Regions from separate parts of the Homo sapiens genome. Here region 1 is linked to region 2. A link is a contact called in ENCODE Hi-C data. All regions are on one chromosome and are shown on one strand. Each heading gives the region's core, a stretch centred on a gene start or an enhancer-like site at or near the end of the contact. The rest is flanking DNA. Distances are from core to core; before and after follow the strand shown.

The links. Hi-C counts contacts between places; a loop is a spot of excess contacts on that map. Pooled maps may share reads with other maps.
Region 1: a pooled map shows a loop between it and region 2 (12-fold over the local background). The contact joins the promoter of ASF1A here to the promoter of RWDD1 in region 2. A Hi-C loop is called at or near these places in 10 of 50 pooled maps.

What each region holds. Positions count from the first base shown.
Region 1 is chr6:118,892,712-118,895,431 of GRCh38, forward strand. It overlaps ASF1A (anti-silencing function 1A histone chaperone), which reads left to right and starts at 1,441. Exons shown (of 4, transcript NM_014034.3): 1 at 1,441-1,811. The coding sequence starts at 1,703. The region is part of intron 8 of MCM9 (minichromosome maintenance 9 homologous recombination repair factor); the gene reads right to left. RefSeq lists silencers at 1,176-1,315, 2,106-2,635 and an enhancer at 1,636-1,725.
Region 2 is chr6:116,570,065-116,572,764 of GRCh38, forward strand. It overlaps RWDD1 (RWD domain containing 1), which reads left to right and starts at 1,440. Exons shown (of 7, transcript NM_015952.4): 1 at 1,440-1,591. The coding sequence starts at 1,519. RefSeq lists enhancers at 835-1,014, 1,045-1,374, 1,595-1,694 and a silencer at 1,415-1,494.

The DNA.
Region 1 (2,720 bases), core at 191-2,690, 2.3 Mb after region 2:
ACTCTAATGTCACAAACAACTGGCTTGAAGAAGTGTTTTTTGGTAGGTCCTATATCTAACTGTTCAATCCACTGACAAAAAAAGGGAACTCTTCCCCACTCTAACCGGTTTTCCTAAATGTACGAGGGGTTGACATTAGCTGTCTCACATTAACTTTCAAAAGACCATCAGATGAAAACGTTTCATCAAAAGCCACCTACTTAAGTATGAACAATGACCAAAGAATGACAAATCAAAATTCTGGGCACTATACTAAGAGAAAACTCTTCCAGAACACATACTTAAGAATTAATTTTCTCTCTGAATTTGGCCAAGTTTGGTGGTTTCATTCACAACATTTAAGGAAAAAAATGATGGTTTATGGCTAGCAGATAATAAAACAAACCTTTATACCACTTACTAAATAGAAACGGTTTAGGCTCACAAATATGTTAAAGCTTTCTCTTTCCCCGCAATGGTAGCCAAGCAGCATAAACGAATCAACATTTCCTCAGTTCAGACCTCAACTGGTTACAGGCAAGCAAGGGCTCCTCAGAATTTGCTTTACTAACGGTTTAGGTCAGAAATTTTTTTGAAGATCAAATGTCTTGCTATGTCTTTGTGTTCTTTTTCCCATCTCTATTACGTTTGTTGCCCTGTTGGTCTCCTAACACTTCCATTTTCTCCTTTTATGTTCCTGCTATGCTCTCCAAATGGCAGTAACCTGAAGTATAACTGATCACACCTCTTGTGATTTTTTTTTATTCTAGGACTTCCCAGATCTGGACTCCGAAGAAGACGCCCAGGTGCAAGCCCAAAGGTTACCTATTTAAATTTTCCAAGCACAGTGTGTAGAAAATCATTCCTCGCCCTTCATTTTGTGTTGCTTAACGGCGCTGTCGTGCCTAAACGTAGATACTGGCCAAGAGCTAGATTTCCAAAATGGCTTTGCTCCTTTCGAGCTGACATCGGTCTATAACATGCAATTTATTTCCCCTGCAGCCAATCTTTCTCTCTACTCCAAATACTACCCGATACGCAGAAAGCTGAACCTAACCCAGTGTAAACACCGACTCTCATCTGCTAAATTCAGCAAGGCCGGCAAAGCTGTTGCACTGATGTAAAAAGAGCGTTAAATCAAAAAACCAAAAAAACAAAAAAAAAAACAAAAAAACGCCAAAACACCCACACGAAGCCAACTGGAGGGGCGGGCGTCGGCCGGATCGCGCCCTCCCGCCGCAGCCACGCCTCCCCGCCGCGGCCACGCCCCCTCCGCCCCTCTCCGCGCCGCCGCCGGCGGCCTCCGCGCGGGCCTCCCAGCCCTTATTCCACTCACTTTGTTCTCCGCCTTTGTCCTAATCCACACCAGCAGGTGGAGCCGCAGTTAAAGTTTCCGAGTCCATTCCGGGAGCGGGAGCCCATCTTGCTGGCTGCCGAGGCCCTCGCTGGAGGAGGAGGGTCAGAACTCGGGTGCAGCCAATCGAGGGCAACGCTGCTACTTATCAGAGCAGAATGGGCTGTAGTTTAGTGAAATAGGAAAGCTGCAAAACACTGTGGAGTGCTCCCGTGTAAATAAAAAGAGGAAAAAAGTTTCTCAAGTCGCCGCTGCACGACGTCTGGCCGGCGCTGGAGCGGGGGTCTGCGCTCTCCCGAGCGGCCGCGCGCTGGACTTTATTGTGCCGCAACCAGCCCCAGTTCCCATTGTTTGTGTTTTTTTCAAAATATGGCAAAGGTTCAGGTGAACAATGTAGTGGTGCTGGATAACCCTTCTCCTTTCTACAACCCGTTCCAGTTCGAGATCACCTTCGAGTGCATCGAGGACCTGTCTGAAGGTGAGTGCGGCGCCCGTGCGCCCGGGCTGTCAGTTGCGGGCTGCAGACGTTGAAAGTTTCCCGGGCCGGGCCTCGCGCTGGGCGGCTGTGTTCGGCGCCTGGCGGCCGCGGGCTGCTCTGCGGAGGGAAACTTGAAGTTGATGGACGACGGCCGCCGAGGCGCGCGCGGCTTTCCGCCGCAGCCCAGGCGCCTGCCGGGCTCAACTTGCGAGGAACTTGTTTGAGCGGAGGAGCGGAGGTAGCCATGTTGTCAGCTTTGTCTGCGGGCGGGCAGCTCGGAGACCCGCACTCGCTCCCGCTGCGCCGCCTGAGGTCGCGCCGGGCTGGCTCCGCGCCGCCAACAGCCTCCGCGACCCTCCGGGCCCGAGCACGGAGGCTGGGAAGGGAGAGGCTGTGCGTGTGGTCGCGCCGGCGAGTTCGGAGCGGAGCCATCTTACCCCGAGTCGAGAATTGGGCCAGCGACCCCGGCGCACGGCGCCTCCTCTTGCCCCGCCGCCCGCCTGCCCCCGGCGAAAGGCAGGCAGGCACTCTCGAGAGCTCACGGTGGAGTCGCCGCACTCTCCGGGCTGGCCATGCCTGGCCGCTTCGGGGAGGAGAGCGAGGCTGTCCTCGCGCTGATTTCTGGCTTCCTCGACCAACCAGCGGGGGAGGCGGGCGCAGGCTCGGCCCCTCCGCGCCGCGGGCTGGGCGCCGGCGCTCCCCGGGGGCCGTGGGTCCTGTTCGGCCGGTCCTCCTCGGCCGGCGCCCGGGATGCGCCGGGATGCTGGCGCGCAGGCTCCCCAACCAACGTGGACTCCTTTCCCCTAATGACGAAAAGCTAATTTCAGGAAGAGAAATAGAGCTGAGGTAGGAAGTTACATTTAACCTAAAAGCAGAAATAAGATACTTAAATAATTTCCAGGACTTAAT
Region 2 (2,700 bases), core at 190-2,689:
GATCCAAAAAAAATGAGCAACTTATACTTGCAAAGTTACTTTATGTATTTTATTTGATTGTCATCATAGTTAGGAGACTCCACTTTTTCATTAAAGTTTAAAAGAACGCCTGAAATCAACCCTTAATACCGTAAACACGGAATCAGTATCAAAGTGTTCCTCTGCTATAGGTAAGCAGCACTCCTCAATAAAAGATCAAGGTGCCTTCTGGTGCTTCAGGGGCTTCATCATTAGGAATCTTTCATTTAAAAAGTGTTCCTCCCACTATACCAGTGAAACCAGCTTTAATACAGAGAAATCAAAACAAAGAAAAATACAGAAAAGTGGGCAACAGCTTTTGAGTATTTTCTTAAAATTTTCCATTTTTCGACTTAGCGCAATAATATAATAAAGGAACATGGGATCCTTTATTATTGTTACCATAGTTTTTAATATCATTTTCATAAAGCTAACCATGTTTATTTAGCCATTTTCTTAGCTTTTGCCATCATGGTTCTTTGAAAATTTTCTTTGTAATTGCTGCAATGATTTTGGAGATCACAGATGCATGCTACTTGCTCAAGTTTATTCTTGGAAGTCGTATTACCAAATTAAAGGTTCTCAACATTTCTCGGGGTACTGCAATTTTTACATTGCATATGATAATTGTTATTACTGAGATCTACATTCCTTTCATCAATTCACAAATACACAATCACAGACATCTTGAGATCTATCATACGTCCAGCTGCGTTCATTTCACAAAATCAGAAGTTAAGCCTAAAGATCTGAACCGAGAAGCCGGACCTCCGGTCTATTTCTCCCTCCTGGATCCACCCCGACTTATTAAGCAGTTAGACCGACCCTTCCATACTCATTCAAGGCAGTGCAGAGCTTTTGCTCCCCTGCCCAGTGGAATCTACACTGGTCCCAGCCTCTCGTCCAACTCCCGTAGGACGCCAAGCAATACGGAGTTCGAGAAGCTCAGAAATCTCCTGAGCCCCACCAGTCCACACTAGGTTGCAAGCCCGCAGCACCTACGCCACGGCGTCAAACCGGAAACCAGAAAAGGTGAAGGCATCGGACGCCCCTCGCCCCAGCCCGGCCACCAGCGACACTATCCTTCACTGACGCGCGATGCCGGCCTTTCAGCCCAGACTCATCGAGCGAGGATGCAGCGCTGAGAGGCTTCTAAGGCTCAGGCCCTGCAAAGCCCAGGAGCCGGCTGTAGGTGTCCTTGGCGAATGCCAGACCGCGCGCACCGTCCCAGCAAGTCCCGAGCGAGTGTGGGACAGGCAGCAAATCAGTGCCCCCTGGCCAGGCAGAACGAGTCGAACGTGGAAGTAGGGAGCAGGCGGAGGCCGGCGCGGAGCTGCAGTTAAGCAAGCCGGGTCTGGCTTTGGGCCCTGGGCCTTCCAGCCGGGGACTCTGCGCCTGCGCCCGCCTGGCCGCCGCCCGCTCTCCCGGCGCGGCAGCTGTCTGGGCTGCTGCGCGCCGCCTAGGTGTCTGGGCGATCTATGGGCAAGAGCAAGGGCCACGATGACAGATTACGGCGAGGAGCAGCGCAACGAGCTGGAGGCCCTGGAGTCCATCTACCCTGACTCCTTCACAGGTGACTCCCGCGGCCGCAAGCCTGTAGCCGCCCCGAGGTGGAGTAGGACGGGCAGGAGCTGCCGCAGCTCTGGGCCTCATAGGTTGGGGTGGAGAAGGGGACCTTGAGGCCGCGCGGCCACCTTGCCCTCCACTCCTCAAGTTCTTCAGTCACTTACCAGCAACCCAGTGACTTTTTCTCCTTCTCTGCTTGTTCCCGGAAATCTAAAAGTCCGGGTGATGTTGGAGGGTGTCAGGCCTGAAAATTGAGTCGGGATTACTTTGGTTTCTGTGTAACCTACAGCAACCTGAGATTTATAATACATTAAGAGAAAAAATACTCCAAGTGCGATTCGTTTTTCCACAGCCGCAAGAATGTTAGTTTTCACATTTTTAGCTTTATTAAGGTAGAAACTGTTTTTCATACGATGCTGTTTTAGTTTATAGGATTCAGAGTGCTGTTTTCAGTTACTCAAATCGGTTTTGAGAGTAGCATAGTCCCTGAAGTCTGTCGGGTTTCTTTTCTTATGAAAAAAAAAAAAATCTGGCATTCAGCAGAATGCCTAATGGATAATGTGGCCCAAATTTCCGTTCTGCTATAAATTCATAGGTTGTTAGATTGGAAGGGAGATTAAACATCATCTATCCTGGGGCTCCTGCTCCAAGCCAAGGTCATGGGGGTTCAGGAAAGCTAAGTGGCTTGCTCTGTACTGTCCGCCAGCGAGTTAGCGGCAGGGCTGGTACTGAGTTATACGTCCAGAACGCTTGCCTGTTCTTTCACTTTCCAGACATATGGGACTTGGGATTCAGCTCCAGCTGAGATTGAGAGAGCAGAAGATTACTTGGTAGGTTGGGCTAATGTAAAATATTATAATGAGAAGTTCATTAGGTATAATTTAGAGGACGAGATTTCTCTATTAAGCCATGCTTCGGATGATTATAAAAATGCTACATAACTATATCAATATGGCTCCTCTGAGATTTGAGAAGCGGTCAAATAAAGCCAATATGAGTGAGTAGAACCTAGGTGTGTGCATTTACATTCCCCATCCTTTCCTTTGAGTGTTGCCTATCGTTGATAGTCAGAATTTATAGTGTAAGGTATATTACTTTAACTTATAAATTCCAACC